Linked DNA regions of Homo sapiens: region 1 is linked to region 2. A link is a loop called in an ENCODE intact Hi-C map of the cell type or tissue named here. Cell type or tissue: Calu3. All regions are shown on one strand. Each heading gives the region's core, and the rest is flanking DNA. Links, peaks and the distances in the headings are about the cores only.

Evidence for each region. A loop is a pair of places that touch in the nucleus more often than their neighbours do. Peaks named below come from ENCODE experiments on the same cell type or tissue, not always from the same donor. Only the 100,000 strongest peaks of a DNase experiment are listed, where the experiment ranks them.
Region 1: a loop joins it to region 2, with 1.9 times the contacts of the local background. A loop is called at or near these places in 7 of 110 quality-filtered maps.

The regions. Positions count from the first base shown.
Region 1 is chr5:68,329,084-68,340,341 of GRCh38, reverse strand. No RefSeq gene overlaps it. Among named protein-coding and RNA genes, the nearest start is that of PIK3R1, 120 kb to the right of the region's middle. In Calu3, for the core only: no CTCF peak of the experiment used is centred there; a DNase peak (open chromatin) is centred at 6,201.
Region 2 is chr5:68,390,555-68,401,812 of GRCh38, reverse strand. No RefSeq gene overlaps it. Among named protein-coding and RNA genes, the nearest start is that of PIK3R1, 180 kb to the right of the region's middle. In Calu3, for the core only: no CTCF peak of the experiment used is centred there; DNase peaks (open chromatin) are centred at 4,922 and 5,582.

The DNA of each region.
Region 1 (11,258 bases), core at 2,252-10,251, 62 kb after region 2:
CACAGTTTGAGAAAACAATGTGTTAAACAGAAATTGCATGCAGGGCAGTAGATACCATTCCTGGGGGGAACCTCGAATATGAGTCACACCCAGTCTGGTTGCCCTTCAGCAGACAATTAAGAAAGACATTTCTGGGTCATACCAGGACCATTCTATGGGAATATGATGCTTCTGGTCCATCCTCCAACCAACCACTCCATCTACTAGCTACTAATAGCAGCATTTATTAAATGCTTTCTATGTGTCAGCCTCTGTGTTGGGGCTTTCACATGGGTCAGTTAATCCTCACAATCACTTGATGAGGTTATTTCCTTATTAGAGATGATAAACATCCAGAGAGGCTAAAGAATTTGTCTAGACACAATGTGAAAGTGGCTGAGTTGGGATAGGCATCCAAGAGGCCTATTAGCACAGATCACCCTCCTCTTACCACTCTGCTATGCTCTCTCCCTTTGAAATCACACAGGTCTGGGACTGGGGAGTAAGGCGACTCAACGCTTCTCTCCACCTGAAAACATTCTGTCCTCTACCTATGTTGTATTTCCAGCCTGTGATCTAGCTGGAATTTTTTTCCTTCCTTGGCTGTTTGTTCAAAAGACTGAAATGAAGGTTAAGTAGGAAGCCTGGTAGGGAGGTTGGGAGCTGGAGAATTTACTAATGAAATTGAATGAGGCTGCCTGTCTGCCATGAAATTTGCCCTTTGCCCAGTACCCCAGCATGATCTCAGTGGAGCACAGGCAGCCCCTCACCAGGGCTGACCAGGGCAAGTTTCAGTGGGAACACAAGCACAGACCACCTCATGGATGTGTTGGTTTTGATAGGAACTGATCCATGTCATCCTGTATGTAACGTTTGTCTCTGTGTCCAAGTTAAAAAAGAAAAAAGAAGAAAGGAGAGAGCAGAAATGAAGAATCAGCAGTAAATACAACAGTTCCTAGGAATTGGTGCAAACTCTTTGTGACAGACCCACAGGCTAACTATTTGTTCTATATAAATTAGTAAATGTATACATGAATAGCAATAAATAAATTATATTATAAATTAATAACCTCTTAGTATTTTTTTTCTACAAAATGTGAGATAGAGAACACAGAGTTTGGATTAGCCATACCTGGTGACCCATCCTGCTTCTGCCAATTCCCTGAGCAGGTTACTTAACCTCTGGGTCTCAGTTTCTTAAGATTTAATTGTGGGTAATATCTGCTTGAAAGAGTGAGATGTGAAGATTAGAAATAATGCATGCAGGGGAGGCTCTCAATAAATGGTAGCTAATATTATGATAACCACTCTAGAATTCATTTCCAAAGGTAATAGAATGTCTAAAGATGAACCATAGGAAAAGTATAGACTTTTGGTCTGTATGATTTCAAAAATAATGATACAGAATTTTGATGCCTATATTCCTGCTCCTGTGAGCTAAAAATACTACAGGTAAATAGCAATTCTGTATCTGCCATTCCATTTGATCCTTATAATAGTCCTATAGTATATAATAGGGTATTATTTTCCTCATTTAAAAAATTATCATGTTAAGGATTAGCAAAGTTAAATGGTTTGCCCTTAAAATTTATAAGGAGAAGAGCTGAGACACATACGAGTGTTCTGAAACCATATTCACAGCTCATTCTACCTGACCACACTAGAATCTATATATCAGTTCTCTTTGAAGTGCCCGATGAAAATTCATACTCTTGCCTTCTCTCATATCAATTTTTAGAAAAATTGCATCCCAGAGATGGAAAGAAAGTTTATTCAGATCATACAAAAAATCAGCAAGAGGGATGGGAATTTATAAAATGAGACTTTAGTATGTGACCAATTAGGACGCCCAAGGGGATCCTGAAAAGGCGTGAGCTCTCCTGCTTGCTAGCTGTGCAACTTGGGCAAGTTAACCATATTAGGCTGGAGCTTTTCAAGTTCCCAGGTTCTGAATTAAGAATAACAGTGTCAACTTCATAGTGTTGCTGTGGTGATTGAATTCGATAATAGATGTGCACCTGGCAAATCGATGCTCAATAGATGTGGGTTTCCTTTACCTCATGCCTTAGCTTGACAAGTGAGCACTTGGCAAAGTCTAGTAACCAAAGCCCTGGAGTCATGAAGCCTTCTCATGCCCACAAACTACCGACAGTGGATGCTTGACAGGGTGGCCAAGCATCTCAGCAGTTCTCAGCCTCAGCTGTCTGAAAGCAGAGCTGTTCCTAGAAGGGGCACTGAGAATACTTTGGCCTCTGAAGGGAGATTGATTCCCTCTGTAAGTGGTTTGCCAGTAAGGGTGTTAATTCAATCCAAATGTTGGAGTGGTTTGTCTGCTCTGAGTGACTTGGATGCTGATAACTAATAGATATGGGAGCACTAAAGTTCAAGCTTAATGTGAACATATGGTCACCTAAGAACAAGACTGGGACCATTAGCTCACAGTATGAGGGCTACAAGTTTCTATGAAAGGATCACAGCATTCACTTGCTATGCTTCTGAGAGCAATGGCAAGTTGTGGGTCCCATTACCAATGATCGAAGCCTCATTCTTCTGACCCTATTGGTATGCTACCTGCACATGTGTAGCATTACACCAAAGATGGGAGTGGGGAATCCATTTGATTCTAAGGAGGCAAGCCTTTCCTGCTAGTGTTCCCTTCTTCTTGGCAGACAAGGTAATTGAAGACATTAGAAAGTTTTGGCTTTCTCTGTCCGTGTGTATATGGGTATTTATGCAAGCTCATAAATTATCCTTAAAGGAGTACTGTTCTCCTAACTGTCTCCTTCTATACGACCATGATATGGAGCATACCGTGAGTCAACTCCTGTGAAGATTGTTAGAAAAATCTCCATTCTGAAGTCCAGGCTGTGTGCATGCCTCTCAACTTGGGCTAATTTACTAGGTCTGTGGGTTTGGCCCTGACTTCTCGGCCTGTAAAGTTTGAGTTCTTACAGTGCCCCACCCAACTTGGCCTGGTGAAAAAATATCCAGTTATTTGTCTGTGTTTTGCTTTGGTTTTAGTATGTTCTAATTCAACATCTATGTTTCAGGCGAGAAGGGCAATCAAATGATACACAAACTCTGGGCTGCCTTGACTCCAGGAAGGACACAAGGGATCAAGAAGGCCTTGTTCTCTGGCACCTTCTTCATGTTTTGTCTACTCCCCCATCACAGGAACCATGGCATCTGCCTGCCTTGTCTGGCCAGTGTCCCCTTTTATCTCTGGGAGGTCTCTCCAGCCCAGTCCTCATCCTGAAGGGCTCAGTCATATCTAAACACCTCTGTGCCTGTGCTTCCTGGGGCAAGGGTGCTAGAAGCCTGAGCCACAGTGTGTTAATTTCCTATTGCTGTAGTGAAAATTAAAATAACTTTAGTGGCTTTATTAGCTTTAGTGGCTAATAAAACATAGATTTATTATCTTATATTTCTGGAGATCAGAAGCCTCACAAAAGACTCAGCTAAAATCAAGGCTTCGGCAGAGTTGCATTCCTTCTGGAGACTCTAAGGAAGAATCTAGTTTCTTGTCTTTTCTAGCTTCTAGAGACCACCTACATTCCATAGCTCATGGCCCCTTCCTCCATTTCAAAGCTAGCAAGGTGAGGCTGAGGCCCTATGCTGCCATCTCTCTTATTCTCTCTCTTCCATTTATAAAGAACCTTGTGATTACATTGATTTCACCTGGCTAGTCCAGGATACTCCTTCCATCTCAAGATCAGCAGATTAGCATCCCTAATTCCATCTGCAACCTTAATTCATCTTGCCATGTAACCTAACATATTCATAGGTCCTGGGGATTAGATGGTAGACACATTTGGGGGCCATTATTTTGTATACCATACACATTCATCCTTCTTCCATGAGGCAGAGTTTGTATAGGACCATTGCTGAAAGTAGTCCTGGTCACATGCTGGACTTAGGGCAGCACCACCCTTGAACTGTCTCCTCCTGGTCATTGATAAATGATGATGATCAGCCTCCCTTGGCAGCCTTCCCAGGGATGTAGTCTAAATCAGCTTCCAGGGATCCTAATGTCCTTTCCTTTTCAGCTGACACTTGCTCTGTGTCCTCAGTAATCACTCTGTGACCAGTTCACCAAACTCTACCTTAGATGGAAATTTCATTTGGGGGAAACATGGCTGAACAACTTTTTCTGAGGCTTTAAACATCTGATTGCTTAGTTTGCTCCAAAAATATTATCAGCCTCAGGTCTAGTCCTGGGGCTATTGGTAAGTCTAAAGTGGTTAAGTTGTGCTTCCCCCACCAGTCCTGGGGATAGCAAATGACTTAGGACTTACAATCAAAGCATTCAATCCTCTGGCCACAGTCCTCACCTAAAGATGAACGTATGACCCAAGTCAGCTGTGGCAGAGACAGTAGTCCTCGTCTAACATTCTAAATCCTCCCTCCCATTCCTAGTCATCTTGCCGTGTCGCTAGATGTGGCCAATAAAATGTAAGAGGAAGTGCTATGGATCACTTCTGGACTGAAGCAGTGAAAATCCATGCCTAATTCTACAGTCTTTTTCTTCCTCTACTACAGCAATAAAGAAAATATTAAGTTCCAGATGGTGGAACTATAAATGGTGGAGTGTTCATCATTCCGGGTCCCTAATGACCAAGGACACATTGGGCATGTCACATGAGTGAGAAATAAGCTGGAGTGGTAAGCCTTGGATTTGGGATTCATCGTACCCACAACATAACCAGCGACTCTGACTAACATACCAGCACAATAAAAGGGCTTCCTGAGACTTTCCAGAGCTCTCAGGAAAGACTCCCCCTCTTTTGTTCTCTGACACTGCAAGCAGTAAAGACATTTTGAGCGTGGAACTTCCAGTGGCCATCTTGCCTCCGTGAGGAGAGGGCCTATCTGAAAATGAAGCCATTCAGAAGCAAGCAGAACCAAGGGATAAAGAAAACAGAATCCTGTTGACCTCATTTGAATCCTTGGATATACTTGAACCCAAAGGCTGCATGACCCTTTGAATCTCTCACTGATGTCATAAAGATATTCCCTTTTTTTGTTTTTTAGCTAATATGAAGTATGTTTTGTCCTTTGCAATATTAAGGGTCCTCATAATCATAGCCTTTTCTGCTGACTCATGTGACAATCTAGAATTATCTTTTTTCTTCTCAGGGACTCCTTCCCATGGAAAGCAAGACTTCTGCATATCAGAGTGGGGTCCTCAACACATTTGGTTGCCCCAGAGGCTATAATTCTTCTATATTCTATATGAGTGTTCCCCTATTGAAGTATAATTACATTCCTCTTTTCCATTTCCTGAGAGGGAAGAGTGTGTTAACAGTCAGCAGCAGGGACTTGAAACTGCTCGTTTTATTTTAATCACCAAATCACTCAAGGGAAAATTCACCAGTAATCAAAAATAAAACAAAGGGAAAATGAATATTGATTATCTTGACCTGCAAGTAAAAACAATAAAGAGGCTGGATGTGGTGGCTCACGCCTGTAATCTGAGCACTTTGGGAGGCCAAGGCAGGAGGATTTCTTGAGCTCAGGAGTTGGAGGCCAGCCTGGGCAACATAGTGAGACCTCATCTCTACCAAAAAAAAAAAAACAAAAAAATTTTAAAAATTAGTGGGTGTGGTGGCATGTGCCTGTGGTCCCAGCTACTCAGGAGGCTGAGGTCAGCAGGGGATTGCTTGAGCCGGGGAGATGGAGGCTACAGTGAGTCATGATCACACCACTGCCCTCCAGAGTGGGTGACAGGGCAAGACCCCATCTCTAAAAAAAGAAAAGAAAACAATACAGAGAAACTGGCGCTGCCCTTATTCCACTATAAAACTCTCTCTAGGCATTGATTTGCCTTTAGGCATTTTCCAACCATTAGTTTGGGCCTTTGGGAAAAAGATCAAAGGTTTTGAGGTTTCCCCAAGAAGGGATGATGAATGTTCATTGACTCATCCACAGTGTCTCTCTTGTTCCCTGTCTGAACCCAAAAGGAGGCATATAGGAGACCACTTCTTGGAAAGAGGTTAGAGTCTGTGGTGGGAGAATTACAAGATAAAAGGTCCACGGAGGGGTCAAACCACCAAAGTTGACCTCAGCTCCTTATTTTAACCAACTGTGCCAAATTCTGACCAGCTCCCTGGTCAGTGGGGGGCTGACCTCCACTCCCCACACATCCTAACACATGTTTCCTCAGAGTGCCCTGAATTGAACAAACAGAACCTCCAAACTTAGAAATGGCCAGTAGCCTGTAGGCGGCAGACTCATGCCCTTCTTCAACTTTGACCACAACTGTGAGTCAGTGGATAAAACTGAGTCTTTGCCAAGTATCCCTCAAATACTAACTCAGGAATTCAGCAAGATCTCTAAGATGGATGGCACAGAATATTAGGTTCAGGTTTCCAAAAAACCCATTATTACCTGATTGCTTTTGTTTAGCAAGGGAACATATATACATATTCCTGTGTGAATATGTATTGTTGACCTGGAAATTGTAATTAGAAGATTTCCAATCTCACTTTCTTAGTCATGCTAACCTCTGGTGAAGAGTCTTCAGCTTTGCCCATGCAACTGATCAAAGCTGGAATACCTTAACACTCATTTCAAAAGAATTCAGTTCTTCCTTTTAAGTACTGCTAACTTGGGCTCATGTCTAACTTGGATGAAAAGAGTAGGATGCTATTGACAGTATTTCCTTAAATTATATTTCTCATTATTCCTGATAATTATGATATTAACAATATATTTATTAGTTGACAAGATGCGATGGTCCCTATGTACTTTTACTTAGAGAATTATAGAATTTTATGTGAAGAAATTCTCTAGCCTACATGCTCCAGTTTTCTTGGCAACATTCTCCACTACTGTCTTTCACCCTTGAATGCTGCTCTTCCAGAGGCCATCTGTAGCAGGTATTGCTAGTGCCCCAGCACATCACCTCAGCGCACCTTGGATTTCAGTCACAGCCGAGACCAGACTCACTTTGAGCTGATAATGTCTCACATCAGCTGCTGGGTGCCCCAACTATGTCTACATCAGCCTAAGACCTTCTCCCAAACTGCTTACTATGCAAGTGTAGCCCTCAAGTAAACCGTCCATCTGTGGGCTTTGAGGCAGTGTGGCAGTCTACCTCCCCTAAGGGGGTTGATTCCAGGAGGCTTCCTGCAAGATTCTCAGAGGTCTCTGGATAATGCATGCTTACCTGGCTTCTCTTTTTTTCCTGTCTTATTCCCCCTGTCCCCTCTTTTTCATTACTTGGGGTCACCTCCCAAATAAGTAGGTTGCATTCAAGCCCTTACCTCAGCCTCTAACTTTGAGGGAACCCAAACTAAAATACAATCTATTCCACTGTGGTCAGTAAGCATGTGGACTTTGGACATATACTTCCTGACACTAGCTCTGTGGCCCTGGGAAAGTTTCTTAAACCTCTCTGTGCCTTGGTTTTTTTCATCTCTAAAATGGGGATAATAATAGTATCTACATTAATATAGAAGCCATTGTTTCAGAACTTTTCCTTATGGTGAGGTGAAATCTGTCCTCCTGTAAATTTCATCCTTTGGACAGAAATGGCCAACAGCTTCAGGTCACAGCAGCTCAGCTGGTTGAGATGAGGAAATGAGTTACCATTTACTGGGGTTTCCTGAATCACTTGGTAAGTCATTTCCTCTGGGCCTGGCTTTGGCTTAGTACTAAGACCATCGGAAACAAGAAATTCTTCTCTTAGAGCTTTAGTGCAAAGAACAGTGATGGGGCAAATAGATTATTTTAATAACACCTCTACATGAATGGCAGTTAACTGTTATAAAAATACTAATAAATATGCTATTGAATGCAATAATTTTCACCTTTTCAATTCTTTTCTTTTTAGATGCAGCATTATAAATATCATCAGAATATAAAATCTAACCTCCTGACAACCTGAGTTTATTACGGTAAATGTTCTATTGATAACATCTGCTTCCCTTTGATACAGAGCCTAACACTATGTTTAGATTTAATTTGCAAGTATAGAAAGTAAGTTTCAAGGAAGTGATGAAAATCAGAGACTGAGAGGCCACAATGGGTATTTGTTCAGGTCACTGAGTGGCAGATGATGTGCGTGAGAAGGAATACAGGGAAAATATATGAAATTGAAATTTTAGGCTCCTATGAGCCCTTCCCATACTTACCCAACCCTCACTTTGTCAAGCCTCTTTACTGCAAGTATGGTCCATGGGCCAGCAGTGTCAACAACACCGTGGAGCTCAATTACCATTCTATAATTTATACTTTTAATATTTATCCGTAGCAAGAAATAGGGCTCTAGCACATTTGTTTTCTCATTTTTATTATGGTGTAAGATACATAAAGTTTATCATTTTAATCATTTTAAGTGTACATTTCAGCGGCATTATAGGCATTCACATTATGTAATCATCACCACTATCTACTTTGAGAACTTTCACTTCCCCTAAACAGAAACCCTGTATCCACTAAAAAGTAACTCCCTATTACTCCATTTCTCTAGCCCCTGGTAACCTCTATTTTACTTTCCGTCTTAGCTTATTCGTTCTTAATTGCTATACTGCATGTCTTCAATAAATACTACACATATTATCTATTCCTCTATTGGGCTAAGATACTATATTTGTTTTCCATTACTGCCAGAACAAATTATCACAACCTTAGTGGCTTAAACAGCACACATTTATTATGTTGCAGCTCTGTAGTTCCAAAGTCCAATATAGGTCTCACTAGGCTAAAATCAAGGTATTGGCAGGGCTACATTTCTTTCTGGAGGTGCTAGGAAAAAATCCTTTTTATTTTGTCTTTTCCAACTTCTAGAGATTGTTCTCATTCCTCGTCCTATGCTCCCCTTCCTCCATCTTCAAAGGCAACAGCATGACAGCTCCCTGACTCTACTTCCATCATCAGATCTTTTTCTCTGACCCTCCCCTTTTGCTTTCCTTGTTCACTTTTAAGTTGGACAATTGTGGTTACATTGGGCTGACTCAGATGATCTTCCTCTTTTAAGGTCAGCTGATTTGGTAAGCTTCATTCCCCCAGCAGCTGTATCTCCTCTTTGTCATGTAACATAACACATTCACAGGTTCTGGGGATAAGAATATGAACTTCTTTGGGGAAGCCATTATTTTGCCTGTCACAGTTACTAAAACAATATTGCAGTTGATATCCATATATATACATCTTTCTATTGGTGCTCTCATGTGAGAGCTCTCTGGGCAATACATCTACAGTAGAATTTTATTTTCCTCCTTTACTCTTTGAGGTCTTTTTGGAGTCAGATTTGTCTTTATTTTGGATACAACGCTTGCTGAGACTGACCCTAAGGGAGCCCAGCTTTGTTCAGGTTGCATATGGAGGAGTTGGCCTCTGCCTGCAAGGCCTGGCCCTTGTATGTACTCCCTCACAAGTTCATAGTTTGAAAGCTTTAAGATCTATAGTGATAACTAAGAGAAAGGCGAGAAAGTACTGCAAAAGTCCAGGGAGGAGTTAGAAGCAATGATGTCTAGGCTACATGCCAAAAGAAGAGCTGTCTCTGGGATAAGGGAAATTAGAACCATCACTAGAGGGAGGAGAGTTGGCTGGAGGGCAAGGAGGTGGCCCTGACAGCTGGCTCAAAATAAGCCTGGAGGTGTTCAAGCCCAGGATATGTGTCACATGTGTGTGTGTGTGTGTGTGTATGTGTGTGTATAAGTCATGTACAATAGACCAGGTGCAGCCAGAATGCTTTCCCTTTGGAACTGATGTTATAACAAAGATGCTGCTTTTGATGAAAATATTTCTGGAATTATATTAAAACCAAAAGCACATTCTTTTGACTATCATCAGAGCAGAGAAATCACCTTTTGAGAAAAGTTTTATTTTGAAGATAACCAAAGGTAATTACAAGTCAAGTCTCATAAAAGAAGCTACCAACTGAATCACAACATTTCTGGTCAAAAAAGGAAGAAAACTGATTTTCTTACATGACTGTAGAGCAAAGTGTCCACCCATCCTTGCCACCCAGTCTGGGTTTTTTATGATTATCTCAATGTAATTTATTATAACACCCACTGTTTTTCTCAAAATGCCCCAATGTGCTTGATACATTATTATACACTATCCTGATGGCAATTTTGAAAAAGAGGTAACAAATATATAAGCAATGATAAGATTTTGGGATTAGTGCTCAAGTTGATAATGTGACTGCTTTTAAGAACACATTGATATAAATGTACAAGTTCTGGTATGTTTGCTTTCAAAAATACGCAAATAAACCACCCTCTATACTTTCCTTGGCTTTACTATAAATTCATGAACACACAGCAGGCAATAGAGTTGTGATATGACCATGACTGGCAGCAAACCACTCTCCTTCCCTTTTACACACTGTCAGAATGAGTTTTTATGAATTTCCTCCTGCATATTGTCCTTGATATTATTTACTGTAACTAGGATTTATCTCAATAATAATGCGAGGAGAAAATGAAGGAGCTTGTGTAGTATAACATATTCTGGGTCCTATAGTCCCACAGGAATGGCCTTGACTAGGGGCATGGTTTTCTTCTGGGGGCCAGTATAAAATCAGAAGTTGTGGGTTGAACCATGACACTGTAATGAGAAAGTTGTGAGGAGAAAGCGTGAGAACTATTGCTGTAATGTGGGCAGATTATTCTTGCGCAATGCCAAGCACTTAATTCCATGCACACGCTATCTTCCTTCTCATATTGAGGAAAGATATACTGGCATCATTTATAAATATGATCTCAGTCATTATCATAATACACTTTCCCAAAAGCCAGAGAGGGCAAAAATACTTCGTGGGGACTTGTCAATATTGATATAACATCATAAAATTGTATTAGAAACATGAAGACATAATAATGACACTTCGGACTATTTTAAGCTAAAGAATGTAAATAGACAATGTTTCAAATAGAAACCCTTCTGATATCAAAAATAATAACTTTGCAATAGGCTGTATATCTGAGGGTTCTGTCAACAAAGAATATCAGAATAGAATCACAAACCATAGTGATAAAACACAGAATCAAAATTAAACAGTTTCAACTGTTTTTATTGAACTCTTTCCTCCCAAGGAGGTCAACATAATAAAGATGTTTGATTATCTTCCCAAGCTGGGCTCTATTTGAGAAGGTAGTATAGGCAAGACTGGGTCAAAAGAGGGGTGGGGAAATCAACAATTGATAAACAAAGGTTTCCTTTTTTAATTTAACTTTTATTTTTAGTTCAGGGATACATGTGCAGGTTTGTTATACAGGTAAACTAATGCCATGGGGGTTTGTTGTACAGATTATTTCATCACCCAG
Region 2 (11,258 bases), core at 1,563-9,562:
GAGTTTGGCCATTTTCCCCTCAGGCTCTCTCTCTCCCCTGTCACCATGTGAAGAAGGTCCTTGCTTCCCCTTCACCTTCTGCCTTGATTGTAAGTTTCCTGAGGCCTTCCCGGCTATGTGGAACTGTGATTCAATTAAACCTCTTTCCTTTGTAAATTATCCAGTCTCAGACATATCTTTATAGTAGTGTGAGAATGGACTAATACAGTTTGGATGTTTTTTCCTCTCCAAATCTCAGGTAGAGACGTGATTTCAATGTTGGAGGTGGGCCTCATGGGAGGTGTTTGGGTCATGGGGGCAGATCCCTCATCAATGGCTCAATGCTGTCCTCACAATAATGAATGAGTTCTCACTGTGAGTTCATGTGAGATCTGGTTGTTTTAAACAGCCTGGCACCTCCCCCTCTCTCTCTCTTGCTCCTGCTCTCACCATGTGACATGCTGGCTCTCCGTCACCTTCTGCCATGATTATAGGCATCCTGAGGCCTTACCAGAAGCTGATGTTGGCACCATGCTTCCCATAAAGCCTGCAGAATTGTGAGCCAATTAAATATATTTTCTTTATAAATTACCCAGCCTCAGGTATTTCTTTGTAGCAATGCAGGAAAGCCTAATACATACCATCTAACAGATATGCTAACCAGAGCTGACACTGTCTAACAAATAATACTGACCAAACACTGAATGTGGAAGAGACGCTGAAGTCTGAAATGTTTTATAAACCATCTGAGATTTTTCCTTTTAAATCCATGTGTGGAAACTCTCAATTTATATTTAGTATTCAGTTCATGATAATTCCTTGGTCCATAATTAATTTTTCCTGCAAATTCAAGCTTTTAAAAAACTCTTTTTATTACCTGGATATTGGGTAGGATTGTGGGGGTGTGAACTTGGATAAACAAGAAATGTTTCTCTGAATGGCAGAATATATGGGTTTCTGTTACAGACTGATAGACTCTAAAGGCATAGCAATTTAGTGTGCATGTTAAGAAGTACTGTTTCATAGAACATATTTGAGATATTCCCTCTAATTAGCAAAAAAAAAGTACCTGGTCAAAGAAAGGTCAGTCCCATTTAAGGTTATTGTTGGGGAGAGGTGTTTGATGTGGTCACTGATGATTTGCCGATGGTGTAACCATTGGGGTGTCTCCTAAAGTATCGATACACATACATGTGTATATATATGTGTGTGTATATAATATACATAATATATATAATATACACATGTGTCAGTCTGTTTTGTGCTGCTATAAATGTAATTTATAAAGAAAAGAGCTTTCATTAGCTCACAGTTCTACAGGCTGTACAAGCGTGGCACTGGCGTCTACTTCTGGTGAGGCCTCAGGAAGCCTACAATCGTGGCAGAAAATGAAGTGGGGCAGTGTGTCCTATGGTGAGAGAAAGAGCAAGAGAGGAGGAGGTGCTAGGCTCTTTTAAACAATCAGCTCTCATGTGAACTCAGAGTGAGAACTCACTCATTTCCTAGGGCACCAAGCTGTTCATGAGGGATCCATGATCATGACCCAAACACCTCCCACTAGGCCCCACCTCTAACACTGGGGATCTCATTTCAACATAAGATTTGGAAGAGACAAATATTCAAACCATATCAATATCACATGTATATGTTGACTTTCTTTATAAGCTACAAAGAAATACACAACAAAATGTCTATAAGGAGAAAGTCAACAATAGTATTTATAACACCTCAACACTACTTCACAGAGTAACCAATATTAAGTTTGGTGTGAATAATTCTCTGTATATCTATATCTTAATTGGCTTTTTCCCAAAAAAATATACAAAAAACACTTCTCACCTAAGCTTTTCTCACATAGCGGCATACCCTGGACATGGTCAATATTCTATAGTCATTACATAAAGCTCCAGCTCATTTTCTGTGACACCTACATAACATCCATGGTGTGCCTGTAACATATTTGTGATTATCTAGGTTGTATCCAGTGTTTTGCCTTTTGAGCAATAAATATTTTTGTAGCTGCATCCTTGTATAATGATGTAGCATGAATCTCTAAGATGGATTTCTAAGTTAAAATGATATATATTTCAAATAGTACTAGAAAGTGCCTTTCCAAAAAAGTTTTAGCAGTTCCCATTCTCACTGAATTGTTTTTTTAAGTGCCCCTTTCCCTACCCCTCACTCCTGCTGGATGTTTAAATATTTGTTGTTTAATATAGTAGCCCTTAGCCATATGTGGCTACTGAGCACTTCCAATGTGGTGCTTCCCCTTCCGCCATGATTGTACTCTAGTGGAAATGTACTATAAATGTAAAATACATGCTAGATTTCAAAGATGTAGCATGAGAAAAAAATGTAAAATAATAATTTTTATATTGATTATATGTGGGAATATTTTAGATAGGTTAAACAAAATTTATTTCTAAAATTAATTTCACCTGTTTCTTTTTATTTTTTGAAATATTTGGCTGCTAGAAAATATAAAATTACAATATATCATGCACATTTGTGGCTTCGACTGTATTTCTGTTGAACAGCAATGTTACAGGTATTTAAAATTTTTGCCAGATGACATTGAATCATTGCCTGAATAGGTTGTTTTGTTTTCATTTAAATTTTGAGTAGGTAATGTATGTACAGAGCACACAATTCGAAAGGAAAAACGGTGCGAGAAATGTCATTTTCTATGATGCTACAAAAAAATTACTATAAACTTAGCGGCTCAAAACATTACGAATATATTCTCTACAGTTCTGGAGATCAGAAGTCCAAAATGAGTTTCGAGGAGTGTATTAGTCTGTTTTCACACTATATAAAGAAATGCCCAAGACTGGGTAAGTTATAAAGGAAAGAGATTTAATTGACTTACAGTTCTGCATGGCTGGGGAGGCCTCAGGAAACTTACAATCAAGGCAGAAGGGGAAGCAAGCACCTTTTTCACAAGACAGCAGGAGAGAAAGGAGTGAGCAAAGGGGGAAGAGCCCCTTATAAAACCATCAGATCTCATGAGAACTCACTCACTATCATGGGAACAGCATGGGGGAAACCGTACCCATGATCCAGTCACCTCCCTCCCTTGACACATGGGGATTACAATTTGAGATGAGATTTGGGTGGGGACATAGAGCCAAACTATATCAGGGAGCTAAACTTAAGACATCAGCAGGGCTGCATCTCTCTGGAGGCACTAGGACAGACTTCACTGCCTTGCTGTTTCTCAGGTTCTTGAGGTAGCTGGCCTTCCTTAGTCTGTGGCCCCCTTCTGTCTTTAAGGCCATCAATTGACATGTCAAATTGTCACTGCTTTTTCTTTTTCTGCCTCTCTTTTTTTCCACTTTTTAAAAAGTTTTATTGAAATACAATTGTCATACTGATAGTTCACCCATTTAAGAGTATAATAATCCTGTGGCTTTAGTATATTCACAAAATTGTTCATTCATCACCACAACCAATTTTAGGTAATTTTCATCACTTTTAAAAGAAACCCCTTATTCTGAGTCATCACCCACATGCCCAGCCCTCCATCATTTCCAGCCTTGGGCAACCAGTAATCTACTTTCTGCCTCTATAGATTTGTCTATTCTAGATATTTCATATAAATGGAACCAAACAATGTGTGGTCCTTTGTGACTAGTTTTTTTCACTCAGCATAATGTTGTCAAGATTCATCCATGTTGTAGCATCTATTAATTCCCTTTAATTGCCAAATAATGTTCTATTGTATCTCTCTTCTACTTCTAAAGATCCTTGTGATTACATCAGGCCCACCCAGACAGTCCAGGACAATCTCCCTGTCTTAAGCTCAACTAACTAATCTTAATTCCATCTGTAATCTTCATTCAACTTTGCCATGTAACCTACCATATTCATAGATTCTGGGGATTATGATGAGTACATATTTGGGGGGCAATTATTCTGTCCATAGCAGTGCCCAACTTTAGGGAGTGCCATTCAAAGGAGAACATAAGTACCCCTCTTCCCAGAGACAAGACTCTTACCAGTGTCTTGTATCTTTTTTAATACTTAAATACTTGGAGAGTCCATTCATTTCCTAGGGATGCTTTTACAATTTACCGCAAACTAGGTGACTTAAGACAGAACTTTATTCTGTCATGGTTCTGGAGGGCAGAAATCCAAAATCAAGGTATTAGCAGAGCTCCACAGGCTCTAGAAGAGAGTCTATTTCTTGCCTCTTCCAACTTCTGGTGGCTCCAGGCATTCCTTGGCTTGTGGCTGCATCACTCCAATTTCAGTCTCTGTCTTCACATGGCCTTGCCCTCTGTGTTCTCTCTTCTGTGCCTTCCCTTGTGTCTCCTATAAGGACAATTGTCATTGGATTTAGAGCCCATGCAGATTGTCTAGGATGATCTCATTTCAAGGTTCTTAACTTAATTACATCTGCCAAAACCTCTTTTCCAAATGAGGTTACATTCACGTGTTCAGAGGTTAGGATATGAACATATCTTTTTGGAAGCCTTCATTCAACCCACTGTGGAGATAATTCTGTATCAATACATGTAGCCTTATTCTTTTAAGCAACTGCGTAGTTGTTCTTGGTAAGAATATATTGTACAGGTATCATATTGATGGATGATAAGTTTGTTCTACTTATGGGTTTTCATTTGGTTGTCAAAATATTTGAAATGGCTTACATAATTTCATAAAGGTGTAAACTTTAAGAAAAATGAGGGCTCATTTAGACCAGCACATGGGTGGAATTACACAAAGGAACCTCAGGGAGGCTCTCGGGTATGCCCCGTGCTGTTATTAAACTGGAGATGATCTCTTAGTGAAGGAGGTGCTGTGTCTGGGAGTATTTCAGCAGGATTCTATTCAGGCTTATAAGGGAACCCAAGGTCACTCTCTGACCAGGAAATAGGGTAGATCCCTGGTTGGCTCTTTGCCATCATTCTTAAACACTGCAGGGGGCATGAGCTTGCCTAACCAGTGAGGTAATATTTACAGATTGCTTGGGGATCCTTAGTGTGCAGATAGCCAGGTACGCCCACATCCAGGAGCAGCCTCTTCTCTCTGGGAAGAACAGAGGGCCTGGAACCTGATTACTTTTTAACCGAGTGCTTGCCAGTATGACAAATGCCCTGCCCAAACACCACACAATCTGTACGTGTGTGCAGAACACTGCCTCATGAAGGCAGCGTTTGATGAAATCTCCCTCTATGTATGATTTCAATGCTACGTTTTATGCCCATTTCTTTATTCTTTGCGAGTTTTACAAGTGAGAGTTTAATATGCAAGTGAGTTGTTTGGTTCATTTACCTACTTCCCTTCCCCCTCAATGCACATGTGCACACTCACCTTTAAAAGAAATCACGCCAGGTCAACTTGGGCTATTGTGTTTCTTAGGTAAGGCTTTTTAGATAAAAACCTGAGGTGAGACACAGCCTGCTTACAGTGGCTTCTGGCCCAGAAGCAGTTTGCACAGATTATATTACACAAAGGCATAATTCAGACAGGGCTCCCAAACAAGGGCATATTGTATCATTGTCACCTGGCTGGGAGTCCTGTTAATGGTTTACATGCCCAAGTCCTCCCATTTAAACCTACACATTCCATTAGGTGGGAAAAACCTCAGGGCTGCTTCTGGCCATCTGTGCAGATGGTCTGAATTCAAGGAGACCTTAAAACTTGGGTGCAGAGGACCTCCTTTCCCCTCCCCCTTCCTCATTCTTCCACTGTCTGTCTCCTCCCCCTGGAGCTGGGCTGGCTTCTCCTGTGACTTTGAGCCTTCAGGGCCCTTCTCAGGGTTCAGGTCTAGCCAAGCATCACGAGGTTTGAGGGGTGGAGGGTAGGTGGTGAGTAAACAGCCCAGAGCAGCACCTCTCCCACCCCCAAGGAAGTAGCTGCTTCAGTGGCTGCTAGGGGTGACTTTCTAGCTCTTTGAGAGCTAGAACTGATTGTTGTATATTCTCTACAGATTGCCCAAGAAGACAATCAGATAACAAAATAACACATTGTCTGATTCTTCATGTATCCTTCAGGAGAATACAAGCAAGCTGCCTTCCTTAACACCGATGGGGGAAATCCCCTCACCTCTTTGCCACATGATGAAACTCTAGTGGGATAATATGAGGATCATGCAAGCTGACATTCAATGAGTGTTCTCAGACTTGTCCAGCCCAGGGCCAAGGCCAGGGCTGGGCTCTTTATGGGGATAATCCCAATCAATCCTCATAAGTACCTTATGAAGTAGTGCTAAAAGAAAAACTTCAGCCGAATTAAATTTAAAGGAGTATAATTGAGCAATGAACGTTTCGAGAATCAGGCAGCACCCAGAATCACAGCAGGTTCAGAGAGACTCCATCGCAGCCACGTGGTGGAAGAAGATTTATAGGTTAAAAAAAACGGGAAATGACATACGGAAGTTGAAGTGAAGTACAGGAGCAACTGGATTGGTTACAGCTTGGTGTCTGCCTCATTTGAACATGGTTTGAACAGTTGGCTACATTTGATTGGCCCAAACTCAGTGAATGGCATAGATGTGGGCTACGGTCAGATTACACCTCTACTTGTTATAGTTCACGATGTATGGAAAAACCTTTAGGCCTATCTTAAATATGTAAGGCGGCAGCTTTAGGCTAAACTTGATTAACAGTAGGTACTATGATTGACAGCATTTATGCAGAGGAAGAATCTTACAGTATGGAGAGATCAAGAAACATGGTCTAAGTCACATCCTAATAAGGCTCATGAAAGGACATAGAGACAGGAGAGGGGACTGGCCTCACTGCAAGTATCCCCGGTGTCACTGCTATGCCCACTTTCTCATTGGCTAAGCCTTACCCTATTTGGGACACACTGACAAGTGCCTGGAAAGGGCAAGAGGCCAAGGAGCAGGTATGAATTGGAAGTGAGGGGCTATTTCTCTGATTAAGTCCAGAATATACAGATGAAGTAGTGCCTCACCACAGCTTCCATCCCCATGAGGCTAGATGGCTAGGCAAGTTCTTCAAAAAGTAGGAGTGACCATGGACCTTTTCTTCTCTTTGCAAACAGGCCATTAATATTGAGGATGATCTTTTCTTCATCATAATCCTTACCTTGATTATACATAAAATGCTTTGTGTCAATTCTCAGGTGGACCTAAGACTCTTTTTGGAGCCATGCTGGCCCTTTTCTCTCAGCAGTCAGTATGGTCAAAAGCATCTTTCCTAGTGAACAGATATGGTCCAAATGAAGGCTGGCCACTTGTCATTCGTGCTGGGCCTCCTGGGGGACACCCAAGAATGCTTCCTATAATCATTTATCCCCTCGGAACTTTCTCTACTATTTGTGGCAATGACCGGCACTAGTAATATTCTAATATCTAACCTGCTTCTTGGGTCAGAACAAGGGCATTTACATAAGTACAGAAGTGTCTACATTGGGTGAGCTAAGGAGAGATGGGAAAATCCTCTGTTCTTGCATATTTCATCACTCCTTAGGATCTCCAATACTCCTAGGATTTCACCATTAGATTCAATGCTTGGGTTAAGCATATTCCTCTCCAGGTCTTTTATCAGTTAAGGCTGAGCTTGGTTGCATGTTACAGAAACTCAACTTCAGAGGATTAACCAAGTTACTTATTTTTTTTTCAATGTAATGAGAAATCTTGTTATAACTAGTGCAGAATGGTGCACCACCTTGAAAAAGTTGCCAAGCACCCAGGACCCTTCCAGCCTCTTACTCAAGTGCCTTTTGTGTGTGGCTTTTGGCTTCATGGTTGTGAATGGCAGCTGCTCCTCTTGTGCCCATCACTTCTGCATTCCAGGAGAGTGGGGAGAAAGAACAAAAGCAACAAAGCTCAGAGCCAGCAAAATCTGTCTGTATATTAGGCAGGAAATTTCCTTCCCAGAAACTCCAATTCCATCTCATATTCGCTTGTGAAAGAAAGTTTAAGAGGGTCAGTATTTTTAACTGGACACAATGCTTCCCCAGACAAAGTTGGGGGCTCTGTTAGCAAGGAAAAAGGAGAGATCAGCTCAGAAGTAGGGAGTTGGCAATGTCAGCCACACCATCTTTTGAACAGGAGATGGTTTAGAAAATTAACATATTTTGGGAGATTAGCATATTAAGTTGTTAATAAATAATTGGGGTATAGTAGGCAGATATTGTTTTCCCTCAACTAAAGGAACCAAGGACAACATAGAGACACTGGACTCTTTGAGGGTGGGGATTGTTGAAAGAAGGTTAGGGATAGAAAACTATAACTTTCTCTTCTTAACAAATTTGCTCAGGGTTAGCTTTGCTTCTAGGACATGGCTCAGTTTCCTCTGGTCCAGATTTCTAATCCTTGGCATTATTAACATTTTGGGCTACATAATTCTTTGATGCAGGGCCTGTCCTGTGCATTGTAGGATGTTTATCCTGTCTTCTACCAGCTAGAAGCCAGTAGCACTGTCCCCTCTCCCTCCAGCTGTAATAATCAAAACTGTCTCCAGACGTTGCCAGCTTGCTCCCAGTTGAGAATCACTGCTCTACTCTGTTCTGTACCACAAAAGACTGCTTGTAAAACTCACCTCTTCTTTTTTTTTTTTTTTTTTTGGTTTTGAAATAAGAGTGGAATTTGCCAGCTTACCAGCAGCAGAAACTAGCCAAATCTGATAGCGCCAGGAGTGCTTCTCAGCAAAGTTTGTCCTGCACATCTGCACAGCAGCTAGACTGGGTACTACCTTGACAGGTTGGCACCCACAGCACAGCCTTCTTAGCCCCTTGTATTCAAAGCTCACACTCATGGGCAGAACTCATGGTAGCCAGAGCAAACAGGCACAAAAGTAGAGTTGCCAGACTTAGCAGATAAACATACAGGATGGCCATTGAAGTTAGAAGTTCAGATAAACAACAAATAACTTTTTAGTGTAAGTATGCCCAGTGCAACCCTAAATAGGAACAATGGATTTACGTTTTCAGTGTGGATAAATCTTGAGTTCAGCTTTTGCAGCTAAATTTCATGTCACTTTGCACAGTCTAGCAAATACTTCCTGTTCCTACCACCAAGTATGCAAACGTTCTTATGGGAAGTCATCAGACTTGAGTGTGTACCCTTGCCCTGACCTTGAACTCCAGGTGGTACCAAGCAAAGTCACTAGGCACTCAGATTGCAGTGCTTATTTCTGCATCTTCAGATCTTGAATGCATCAAGGCCTTTTCATTTTCCCTAAGTAAGTGATCATCTGGCTGTGTGCTATTCCTTGTTCTGCATATCTGGGTGGCACAAAGAGGGTGTTTCCTAGGCCAGGGGCAGGACTGTGTTACCAGAGAAAACCCAGGTCAGCATCAGACTCTCCAGGGCCCAGTTGCTGGCAATGGAAAAGAAAGGCATTTTCCCCCTTCAGGTGGAAGCATTGAAGTTCCACCTGAAAATCCATTGAAAGTATTTCCAAAAAAATATATCTATATATATATCTCAAGATGGTTAGGCTCCCTGGAATGCTGCAGGACAGAAGTACTTGTGATATACTGATATGGTTTGGATTTGTGTCCCCTCCCAAATCTCAGTTTGAATTTTAATCCCCAATGTTGGTGGAGGGGTGTGGTAGGGGGGTGATTGAATCATGGGGGTGAGGATGGATCATGCTGTTCTTGTGCTAGTGAGAGTTCTCATGAGATCTGGTTGTTTAAAAGTGTGTAGCCCCTCCCCTTTCTCTCTCTTCATCCTACTCCAGCCATGTAAGATGTGCCTACTTCCCCTTCACCTTCCACCATGATTGTAAGTTTCCTGAGGCCTCCCCAGCCCTGCTTCCTGTAAAACCTGCAGAACCGTGAGCCAATTAAACCTCTTTTCTTTATAAATTACCCAGTATCAGGTAGTTTTTTTATAGCAATTTGAGAATGAACTAATACATATCCTATGCAAATCTGAGAGCTAACTTAGAGAGTCAATGCATATTAGTGTGTTAAGGTCTGGAGAATCCCTGCATTAAAGAAGCCTATTTGACTTGGTCTAAACCAGGTTTCTCAAAGTTATCAGACGGATAGTCTTTTGCTTGCCTAGTAACTATTAACAGAATATATTTGGGCATTTATTGCCCATGGGATAACCCAAAGAAATAGCAGATATTTGACAAATATTTGTTGTGTATTTATACTGTGCTTGGCCAGATGCTTGAGATATGGAAGTTTTTCTTTCACCTTTTAATTCTTAAATTAGTTGCAAATATTTAATTAACTATAATTATTTGTTTAACATCTGACTCCCCCAGTAAAAGCTCCATGAGGGTAGGGAAGGTGTCTCTCTTATTCACTATTTTATGGCCAAATCCTAATGGTTCTTGGCTTATTGTAGATGCTCAGTAAATATTAGTCAAATAAATAGAGATGAGCAACACAGTCTTTGCCCTGTCGGACGTCTCTTCTTATACAGTGGTGTTCATGGAGCTGCAGAGCAGAATGATGGGAGGAAATGTTTTAAAATACAGGTGTCTGTCCCCACCACTGGAAATGTGAAAAGATCAGGAGATAGTGCTCAATAAGGTTTAGGATTGAGACAATGTCTCTGACTCTTCAGGAAATGCACACATACCACACTTTGCTTAGACTCCTTTGCTGAATCCTCTATTTTGACTACATAGGCCAGCAAATCTGGGGCTAGGTTGTGCCCTAAAGAGGCCTCAGGAGAAAAGCCACTTGACCTGGAAGCCAGGTGCTCATCAAAGGGCAACAAACTTTTGTTTTCAAGGGACAAGAATAAAGCTTATTTAAAAAAACCAAAAACTTTTAGAACATGTTGGTGTGATAGAGATGGAGTAGGAGGAACATTCGTTTCCAGAAGGCATTTGATTTCCTTTTTGAACCATAACCTGTGCTCAAACGGTAAATTTCAGCTCTAACCTCCCTCTTCCTTTCCCAAGTTCCTTACCCCTCATACAGTTTCCCTTTAGGAGTGCTCAAAATGATTGTAAAATGAGCTTTTAGTTTTTGGCTTTTCTCAAGACAGAACAAATACCTGTTTCAGCCCGAGGTAGGTGTTTGGCTTCCCTGAGTCTCATCTCCTGTTACTGTCCCTCATTTTTATTGCGGGGGGCAAACCATCTACCTGGGGAAGGCTTTCCAGGACACGTATACACACACACACACACACACATACACACAAACAAACACACACACAGCCATAGAATTTTCACTTACATGGGGTTATTATAAAAGCTGACTATTCAACTTCTGTGCAATGCTTTGAACATAGGCATAAGTCTAAATATAACTGCATCTCACATCAATAATCTTGGATATAAAGAAATTTGAACTCATTTAGTGTATCAGGATCTGGTTTGCTGTATGTATAG